Regions from separate parts of the Homo sapiens genome. Here region 2 is linked to region 1. Evidence: read pairs that join two places in POLR2A ChIA-PET (ENCODE). Cell type or tissue: PC-9. All regions are shown on one strand. Links, peaks and the distances in the headings refer to the core of each region. The heading gives the core; the rest is flanking DNA. Region 1 overlaps PALM2AKAP2 (PALM2 and AKAP2 fusion). Region 2 overlaps PTPN3 (protein tyrosine phosphatase non-receptor type 3).

What was found. ChIA-PET counts read pairs that join two places held together with the same protein. Peaks named below come from ENCODE experiments on the same cell type or tissue, not always from the same donor. Only the 100,000 strongest peaks of a DNase experiment are listed, where the experiment ranks them.
Region 2: POLR2A ChIA-PET joins it to region 1 with 7 read pairs; 1 of 35 experiments calls an interaction of 5 or more read pairs at or near these places.

The regions. Positions count from the first base shown.
Region 1 is chr9:109,790,871-109,796,250 of GRCh38, reverse strand. All of the region lies in intron 1 of PALM2AKAP2 (PALM2 and AKAP2 fusion), which reads right to left. Among named protein-coding and RNA genes, the nearest start is that of PALM2AKAP2, 13 kb to the right of the region's middle. In PC-9, for the core only: no CTCF peak of the experiment used is centred there; a DNase peak (open chromatin) is centred at 2,860; H3K27ac peaks cover 2,922 bases.
Region 2 is chr9:109,477,855-109,483,234 of GRCh38, reverse strand. All of the region lies in intron 1 of PTPN3 (protein tyrosine phosphatase non-receptor type 3), which reads left to right. Among named protein-coding and RNA genes, the nearest start is that of PTPN3, 18 kb to the left of the region's middle. In PC-9, for the core only: no CTCF peak of the experiment used is centred there; no DNase peak of the experiment used is centred there; H3K4me3 peaks cover 456 bases; H3K27ac peaks cover 3,539 bases.

The sequences.
Region 1 (5,380 bases), core at 107-5,106:
GTTTTCTAATATTTTGCTGACTATATATAAATTTCATTGGTTATATTTTTAATCCTAAATATTTTATTTTGTGCATTTAAGCACTATTCTGAAAAGCGACCCATAGGTTCCACAAGACTGCTAAGGAGTCCAAGATACAGAACAAGAACTCTGCTAAAAGTCACTAAACTTGCTTTGACACTATGCAAAATGTGTTGTGACAGGCGGAGAGTAGATAATGGTGAATATGACATAGTCATTGGCCTCAAGAAGTTTACAGTCAGGCAGGAGAGACAGACAGGAAGTTATATTCTTTGCCCCTCTCTTTTTGTTCCCTGACTTCTATTCCCATCAACAGAGTACAGCACCTCTGCTCGCCCATATGGCACTCTGTGATCTAGAAAAGGTGCCCTTTCCTCAAAACCTGCTGGAAAATTGCCCTAACAAATACACAAGGCTACAGGGACCTTGTGTGAACAGTGCCCTGGCACAGGGCTCAGCAGTAAGGCTGAACTACAGCACCAGCCTAAGGCCTGACTATAGTGAATCTCCGCAGAAATGTTAGGTAAGAAGGTTCCTTACACGTGTATGCCAACTCCCTCATCTCTTGCCCATGGAAGACAGCTCTAATCTGTCTTAATGTCCTTTCTCCAACACCTAAAATGCAGCTTCAAAGATCTTCCCACGGCGGCACTATAGATGGACACTTTCTATCAGTTAGAGTTCACATAGGAGCTGAAAACCATCTGCCATCCCAAGCTTAAGGATTTACCATTTTTTTAATTTTATTTTTTATTATACTTTAAGTTTTAGGGTACACGTGCACAACGTGCAGGTTAGTTAAATCAATATTGTCGTGAGGGATTCTAGAAAATAAAAAAGACTTTGACATTTAAAGAAATTAATCCCTAATGATGAGAGTGAAGACTTAAAGGGATAAATCCCTAATGGTAAAAGAATGGGAAGTACATTTGGTCAGGTAACCTTTATGTTATACTACATCAGTGATTTTCAAAGGGGTTATTTTTTTCCCCAAAGGATATTTGGCAATGTCTGGAGACCTTCTTGATTGTCACAATGAAGAGTGGGGTGTGCTACTAGCATTTAATGGATAGAGACCAAGGATGCCACTAACATCCTATAATGCAAAAGATCGGCCCCACAGACAGCAGAAAATTATCTATCCCAAAGTGTTAATGGTACTTCAGTTAAGAAACCTTACACTATAGGGTTGGCTTCCCATTCTCCAAGCAGCTGCTCAGAAGTAGCCCATCTAGAGAATTTCAGGATCAAGCATATGTATGACCAGAAAAGCAAAGGCTGTCCATCTGCAGTGAGCAATTGTGAGTGTCCACAACCCTGTCCACTTCAGCATGGCCACAGGGCCGACGCAAGTACTGCAGCAATCATTCTTTAACCCGATTTCACAATTATGGCTCTGCTATCTTCCAAAACCTTGAGCAATTTGAAAATATTTATTAAGGCACCAAAGTCCCTTTGGAAATTTCCAGGCAGACCAGACTCAAAATTGTAGCTGGTGTTTTTGAGTAAGAAATGGAAGAGGGCAGAAAGGAAGTACTTAATGATTCAGAGACACTAGGGTCGATCCTGCTACCACTGGCCATGGGCAACTTTTACCTAGTGGCCACTCTATTTGTAAATCAAGGCCCTGGTCCCAAGGGTTCCATGAGGTAACTGAACAGGGAAGGCTGGCCAGAAACCACTCCTCTCTGGCTCCCTGCTTGGACTCAGGGAATGTGGCTGGTGTGCTCTCTGACCTTTAGTCTTTCACTAAGTGTGCTTAAAGTTCCCTGAAAGAGAAAAGTGAGGGTTCAGGCAAAATCCAGGGAGCAAAAAAAAAAAAAAATACACCTGGAAAATCTGCAGTGCTTTCCCTCAACCCTCAGTCCCTGTCAATAGAAAGAAATGTTTTTAATTGTATGGACTTATTTCAGATGGGCCAAACTGTTAACCCTAAGAGATCAGATTTTCTGGTTTTCAAAAAACAACAACAACAACAACAACAACATGCAGTTGGCTTAGATAGCAAAGGATATAATGAGAAAATTCCACAGCGGCAAAACTCACATGCCAGCTTCGGTAAACAAAACCTCTCATCATGGTAAGCCCAGAAAACAGTGAAAAGGATGTCTGAGATGCTTTATTGTTCTGGACTGTAAGCAATGAGGCAATAGTGATTTCTTTAGATAAAAGGCTCCTGGAGCCTTCATCGCAAATACAGCCATTGAAATACGCCATGTAGAAAGCAGGGGTTGGCAAAGTTTTTCTCCAAATGGTCAGATAGTAAATATTTTTGGCTTTACAGGCCATAGAGTCTCTGTTTTAATTATTCACCTCTGCCATTATAGCACAAACTTAGCCATAGACAACACATACATGAATGGGCATGGTTATGCTCTGGTAAAAGTTTATTTATGGATGCTGACATTTGAATTTCATACAAATCTCATGAGTCATAAAAGATCCTTTTTTGAATTTTTTCAAATTTGTAAAAATATAAAAACCAGGCACTGCTCATAGGCCTTATGAAAAGAGGCTGCAGGCTGAATTTGGCCCACGGGCTATTGTTTGCTGGTCCCTGGTCTAGACCGAAAAGTGGAATTTCCACTCATTTTTCATTCTGAAGCTGCTATCTAAAATCAATTTTCCTCCTTGCCTCCTTGTGATTCTGAAATCACACTAGTAAAATGGAAAAATGAAACAACAAACAAACAAGACAAATAAATCAGCCATCACACCACTCTCCACCAAAGTATCCAGGCTGGGAAGGATCTGGTTGTGATCACTGTGTGACTCATCTTCTACCCACCACAGGGCACTGTCCTGCTCAGTGCAGTATAAGATATATGGCTTGCTGAAGGCTAGCATTCCAATGTTATTTTTAAACTCATCCAGTTTGAGCAATCTCTTTGTTTAGTCTTTTCAGACTTATATTATTCAAAGGTCAGGCCAGAGAAAAAGGGTAGAGGAGGGGCTGTAACATGAACCAATTTCTGAAATCCAGTTGTCCTCCTTCCTTGAGCACATATTAGATCATTTCTTGTTCTCTGGAAAGGATAAAACCAGTTGGTCACAAAACATTTCTTGAAAATCCATTTATGTGTATAGAAAGCACTCTTATCCTTCCAACACTTGCCCTATCTCCCTATAAACATGCTACTATTTAAAATCAAAGCATACAATCGCTTCTTGGCCTTTGGCTAAGATTAAGTGTAATAAAATCAAAGAGTATTTTCAAAGAGTATTTTCACCCTTTGGTGAAACACAGAGAAAGTAGGTTTTGAACTTACATGAGAATGTGGCATGAATGTGAAGAGGATGGGCTTGCCAGATAAAATATGGAATGTCCTGTTAAATGTGAATTTCAGATCAACAACAAATAATATTTTAATATAAATATGTCCCCATGGAATCACTGGGCATCCTATACATTTAGTTGCTAAATGGAACAACCCTAGTAGGGGATAGTGAAAAGACGACCCAGGCTGGAGCAGAAGGTATGTATTAGGAAGAAGCAAAAACTTGTTATATAGGTATGGTAGGGTGCTCATTATGAAACAGTTCCCCACCAATGGCTGGGAACCCAAGTTTCATGTTCTGGTCAACCCTCCCACCCTCAACTGATTTTTAGGGTCTTCAAAGTCAGGGTATAAGGTAGCCCCAAGCAGAATGACTTAGATTCCAGTTAGAGTTTTAAAATCAGCCTTCCTGGGAGACTTTTGGGGGTGATGGAACTGTTCTGTTGCCTGAGTATACCAGTGATTGCACAAATCTACGCATGTGTTCAAATTGAGAGAGCTGTACATCAAGAAAGTCAATTTTAGTGCTGGGAGCAATGGCACATGCCTATAATCCCAGCTACTTAGGAAGCTGAGGTGGAAGGATCGCTTGAGCCCAAGAGTTCAGGACCAACCTGAGCAACATAGCGAGACCCAGTCTTCCAAATTAAAGAATTTAATAAGTCTATTTTTCTCTTCATTCATTTTCATTTTTTTTAAAGAGTGCTTGTAGTTTTTACTTCTTACAGAGAACTGATGAGTTCATCCAGCATGCTGGATAAGGAACTGATTTAAGTAGCAGCCCTGACTCTGACCCAAGACTATGGTTTTCTTATAGGGTATGGATCCCACCAAGGTGCCCAACATACATAAGTGTATCTACAACTCACATAGCTTTATACTGTACCAACCCCCCAGCCCCCATTCCCACATACTATTGGTTTTGTAATTAAATAAAATAGGTTGTGACATGCAGACGTGGAAAACTGGTGGCCCAGGCTGGGGGTAGAGGGGGAGGGTCATTGAGACAGGGAACAAATCCAGCCTACACTGTGTTAAAATCTGTGTTATGTTTGGTTTGGCCCATACAGTATTTAAACTGTTGTGAGCATTTAAACATCAACAGACTTCCTTCAAAATTGGATTTCCAGGTTCTCTTGGAAAAGCAGGAGACCCTGGGCTCAAATTCCCACACAGTGCCCATCAGTTGGAGTTGAGCACTCTCTGTCCCCTCAGGAGTCTGCCCTCTCTTGGCTACCACAGTCCCAAAAGCTCAGCCAAGTCAACCTGGTACCTGTGCACATCTGAGATCTCACCCCCCTAACATAAGGCATTCAGCAGGGTGGCTGGCACATGGACCCTCTCCGGAACTGGGAGCCCTTCCCTCCAACCCCTTAAGAAAAGCTACATGATGAAGTACCATCTTTCCCTTGCTTTCTGAAGCCTGGGGTGCCCTATCTCCCTATAGGGGAGAGGGCGCACTTCTGCTGGAGGAAGGCTGGAAAAGGCTCCCTCCACTGCCATGCCAGGCTGCTTCCTGCTTTTCTCTGTGGACCCAGGCTGAGAGGGGATGAGAGATAGAACCATCCAGAGGCAAAAGCAGGAACATGTCAAGTAGAAAGAGATGACGGTGGAAAGAGAGAAAGGCAGGTGATTAAGCAGTTTACATTACTTTCAACTTTGCCTCCTCTTGTCTGTATTTTTCAGAGTCAATATTTTCTCTTCATTCTCCCTCATCGCATCCAATACTGATCTGACATATATCATTCTCACTCCAGTGTAAATAAGGATGGGGAGTAAACAGGCTACTAGTGTCTTATCTCTAGTCACCAGTAAGATTGGAAAGTACATTCTACTGCTGCCTCCAGGACCTCCTCTGTCTTCTGACCCATCTCCGCCAAACCTATCTCATCTATTGTTAAATATCCTTCGGGTTTTGTGGTGAGTTTTATTTGATTAACAACACTGAATTTTGAACACACATGCTCAGACATCAATGTTCATGAACAAGACTGCCTGCATACCACCTGGAAAAGAAAAATAGGCCATGCAGGTTACAGGAGCACTGCTATCCTAGAGTATGCTTTTGCTTACCTGGATAA
Region 2 (5,380 bases), core at 84-5,083, 310 kb after region 1:
TGGTCTAAAGGGTACTCGCATATTGGGCGTCAGCTCTGAGGAGCGAGGGCTGGGCTGTGAGTTCTCTGAAGGTGTGGAGGGCTCCATGGGGGAATGGCAGTTTCAGCCAAGAAGCTATCATGTTGATCTGGGAGCCAAGAGCAAACCTACTTTTCTTCTGCTGCCTTCAGGAAAGGACAGGTGCCCAGATTTATGCAGACTGGGGATCAAGACTTTTCTCCCTGTGCATCAGGGCATGGATAGCAGCTCTTCCTGAGGCTGAGTAGAAGCAGCAGATAGGGCTCCAACACCGGGCAGTGTCTAGAGCAGCCCACAGCCTTAGCACCTGCGAGTGCTGACGAGGACCCTGTGGGTTAATGTCAGTTTCATTTTCCTGAGGAGGAAATGGAATCTCAGTGAGGTTCAGTAACTTGTCCAAAGCCACAGATCTGGGAAGTGGAGGAGGCAGCCCAGCACTGGAGCTGGTTTCTGGGGGAGGAGTGGGTCCAGGTATGGATTAAAAGGCCAGAGCATTGCAGAGGTGGTAGGGCAGGGCAGACAGTGGATAGTGGGAGGGAACCCAGGAAGAGGAAGCAGGGTTGGGGATGCAGAAATGGGACAGGAGGCAGCAGAGAGTCAGAGGACGGAGATTTAAGCAGTTTAACACCCTAGCACCAATAAAGCATTAGGTGACAGCATTTAAAACAAAAAAAATTAGATCAGTTTGACTTTCTTCTGACTCATGATTGCTCATCATAGAAAATAACAGAAAAGTTGAAAGAATAGAAAAACTAACACATGTGGGGTTTTTTTGTCTTTCAGATTCCTTTGTTTTAATTAGTTGCGGTTATCCCGTAGATACAACTTTATAACAAGCCTCTTAATATTCTAATCACACAGACATCCTGTGGCTGTTTTGTGGCTTACTTAACTGGCCGTCCGAAATTGGCAAGTAGCTTTTTTGTTTGTAATTTTCAGTGTTATAAATGTTGCTGGGAGGAAAATCTCTGCAACTAAAACTTTTTTTCATGTCTGAATATATCCTGACAGCAGGTTCCTAGAAATGGAATTACTTAGTCAGACTGCCTTCCAGCCCCATTGGAATGGTATGCTGTGTTAGCGCTGACACAAGCCTTCTAAAAGTGCAGGTGTAATCCCTGCGCGCATTAGTTGTTCATTCATTCATTTGTGCATTTCACACACATTTCTTAAGCGCCTATGGGCAGAGGCTCCATTTTCTATGGCCTGATCAGCAGGGGAGCAGCTGCCAGCATCTTGGACCTGACCGAAAGGCGGGGGAGTTTCTGACTGTACACAATGTCCCAGCCCTCCCTGTCTTTGTCACAGGCCCAGGAGCGCTGGACAGCCTATGGGTCCAGAAGTAAACTTGGGTGCCTCTGTGGCTACAGGGTCCAGGCAGTGCCCACCCATCTGCCTTCCCCTCTTGTGACACTTAGTGACATGCTACACACTGAGTATGGGGTTCCCAATTTTATCAATTTATTCATGCATTCCATAGATACTTAGTGCCTCATGTGCACTGGACACTGTTCTAGATGCCATGGAGATGGCAGTTCACTACTAAAATCCCTGCCTTTAAGGAACTTACATTTAAGGAGAAATCTAAAGTAGGGTGAGAGGGAGAAGGAGTGATCAGGGAAGGCCTCACTGATGAGGTAAAATTTAAGCAGGCACATGAAGAAACTGAGTGAGAGAGCCAGGTGCATATCTAAGGGAAGGGTGTTCAAGGAGAGGGAACAGCACGTGCAAACACCCAAGGTTGGAACAAGCTTGGCACCACCTGGGAACAGCCAGAGAAGCATGAGACCCTGGTGGAGCAGAATGAGATCTAGGACTCAGGGTTCATTTCCCCATCCCCTTTGGAGATTTTAGAACCAGAGGGCCACCCCTCCTCTGTGAAGCAGTTCAAACTAACCTCATGTATTTCTCTTGCTTATCTATAGTTGGCCATCACTGAGACCTGTGTTCGGTGGGCTCTGGCTTTGGAAGTCCCTGCCATGCCCTGCCCTGCCCTTGGGTTTCCTTATCTGTGCACTGAGGGACTTGAACCAGGAGACTGGCAAGGGTACATTGGGCTTTCCTCTGTCTTGTCCAGTTAGGTCTGTGAGTTAGATCTTGGGTAATTTTTAGGTTAATATTAGGAGTGTGTAAATGCCGTTGTTGATATTTAATTCTTAATATGTTTAGCCTATTAGATTTCCTTTGTTATGAAAGAGTCTCCCAGCCAGCTGTGGGCAGCAGTCATAAGAAGTGAGTGGAGGGATAAACCTAGTGGTTTATCCATCAACCATCCAACCATGCATCCATGCATCCATCCATCCATCCATCCATCCATCCATTCATCCCACAGTGAATTATTGAGCACCTGTTGGGTACCAGCCACTGGGCAGGCTGCCTGTGCGGCAGTGGTGAGATTTTAAAGACTCAGACCCAGCCTTTTTGTGTAGGGATGTTAGCTCTGCCAGAAGATCGTGCTGGTGAAGGACTCCACTCAGCAAGACCAGAGCAGCTAACACATCATACCATATACAAAAATTCACTCAAAATGGATCAATGACCTTAATAAAAGACCCTAAAGCCATAAAACTCCTAGAAGAAAACATAGGGGTAAACCTTCACAACCTTGAATTTGGCAATGAATTCTTGGATATGACACTAAAAATGCAAGTAACAAAAGAAAAATAAATTGGGACTTCATGAAAATTAAAGCTTTTTTGCATCCAAAGACATCATCAAGAAAGTGAAAAGGCAACCTATGGAATGAGAGAATAGGCCAGGCGCAGTGGCTCCCACTTGTGATCCCAGCACCTTGGGAGACTGAGGCAGGCAGATCATTGAGTCTAGGAGTTCAAGATGAGCCTGGGCAACATGGTGAAACCCCGTCTCTACAAAAAATACAAAAATTAGCCAGGTGTGGTGTGTGCCTGTAGTCCCAGCTACTAAGGAGACTGAGGCTGGAGGATCACTTGGGAGACACAGGTTACACTGAGCCAAGATGGTGCTACTGCCCTCCAGCCTGGGTGACAGAGCGAGACCCTGAAAGTCAACAGCTCACACTAACACAAAACAAATTTTAAAAATGGGCAGAAGACTTGAATAGACATTTCTCTAAAGATGCACAAATTGCCAGTAAACACATGAAAAGATGCTCAGCATCATTAGTCATTACGGAAAATGTAAAGTAAAGCCACAATGAGACACCACTGCACACCTACTAGAATGGTTATGATCAAAAACAGGAAACTAACAAGTATTAGCAAGGATGTGGAGGAATAGTAACCCTCTTATATTGTGGTGGGAATGTAAAATGGTGCAGCCTCTGTAGAAAACAATCTGATTATTCCCCAAAAAGCTGTACATAATAGGGCCAGGCACAGAGGCTCAGGCCTGTAATCCCAGCACTTTGGGAGGGTGTATCGCTTGAGCTCAGGAGTTTGAGACCAGCCTGGGCAACAGGGCGAAACCCAGTCTACCAAAAGTACAAAAGCTTAGCTGGGCGTGGTGGCACACACTTGTAGTCCCAGCTACTAGGGAAGCTGAGATGGGAAGATCCATTGAGCCTGGGAGGCGGAGGAGGCTGCAGTAAGCTGAGATGGTGCCTTTGCACTCCAGCCTGGGCAACAGAGGAAGACTGTGTCTCAAAAAAATTTTAAAAAGCTATAGATAGAACTACCATGTGACCCAGCAATCCTACTCCTACGTATATACCTGAAAGAATTGAAAGTGGACTCGGACAGATACTTGTATGCTGAAATGATAAAATTTAAGCATTGCAACACCATTCACAATAGCCAGAAGGCAGAAACAACCCAAATGTCCAATGACAGATGAATTGATAAACAAAATGGAATATCATTCAGTCATAAAAAGAAATAAAGTTCTGATACATGCTAAAATATGGAGGAACCTTAAAAACATGCTAAGTGAAATAAGCCAGACTCAAATAGACAAATACTATGTGGTTCCACTGATGTATCTAGACTAGGCAAATTCGTAGAGGCAGAAAGTAGATTAGAGGTGGCCAGGAGTTGGAGGAGGGGTGAATGGGGAGTTATTGCCTAATGGGTACAGAGTTTCTGTTTGGGATGATGAAAAATTTCTGGAAATAGTGGTAATGTTTGCACAACATTGTGAATATAATTAAAGCCACTGAATTGTACACTTAAAAATGGCTAAAATGGCAAGCGTTAGGTCCTATATATTTTACAATTAAAAAAAAAAAAAACGCTTGTTTACCGGAGATTTAAAAGAACAGAAAAAAAGAAAAGAAAAAGAAAAGACCAGAAGAGGTAGTGGGAGGAGCACGTCTTTGGCAGGAGCCACCGGTTTGGATTCTGCCCTGCCGCTGGGTCACCTCAGAAACACATGTGGTAACCTCATGGGCGAAGCCTGGTCCCCTCTTTTGATGTGAGAGTCCAGTAAGATGGTGAGTGTGGGCTCTCTCCTGGGTCATGGGAGTTGCTCAGGGAATGGCTTCCCATCCCCTTTAATTTCATCTTTTCCATTGTAAAAGATTGTTCTACCTGGTAGAAAAGACAGAACACAGTTAACTTGGCGATTTTGCGCAAATCATCATCAGTTACCTTGCTCATGTTTAGCCATCCTCCTCTAGGTGGTGGCCCAGCCCCTGTCTGTCATCTCGTTCCTCCTTTCTTTGGTGTTTTTGCCCTAACTCAGGGCTCTTCGGGACCCCCACTTCCTTGGCATTGGTGCCTGTCCTTGGTCACATGCTTCCTCTTCCTTTTCTGGGTTTACTGTGGATTCTTTCTGACATCTGAGCTCTGCTAGTGAGAAGTCATCTGAACACCCAGCCACAGTTATGTACACCCACGTGGTGGAATATCGTAGAGTCATAACAGAAGGGGTCAGGGAAGTGTTTGAAATACCTGGACGAATGTTGGATAGTGATCATGAGAAAGAGTGGAATATATGATTGCATAGACATTACAAGTTCAACTTTTTAAAAAACACAAACAAAATTGTTGGTTGGCTTGTTTTGTTCAACCTGAGCACATCAGAGTCCACGCCCTTTGTAGCCACTGGTCTGAGCCGCCCTCTCCTTCCCCTCCAAGGTTCACTACCATCTGTGGTCAGATCCCCCTTTTTCACAGCCACCCAGGGTTATTTCTTGCTACCTGAGCCTCTCTCCTGGCAGGTTGAAAGAAGCTCAGGGTTCAGACACCGTGAGGCTGTCCTGGATCCTCCAGAGATCCAGGCCCCTGCTACACCCAGGTTGCCGCCCCCTTGTTTATCAGTTACTCCTGCCCCATGACTGTCCTCATGAGATCCTTGGCTCAGAGCCAGTGCATGTGCCCCGAAAGGTGAGTGAGCAAGAGTCTTATGGAGCTCTAGTTTGCTGAGAAGCTCAGCTTCCCATGGG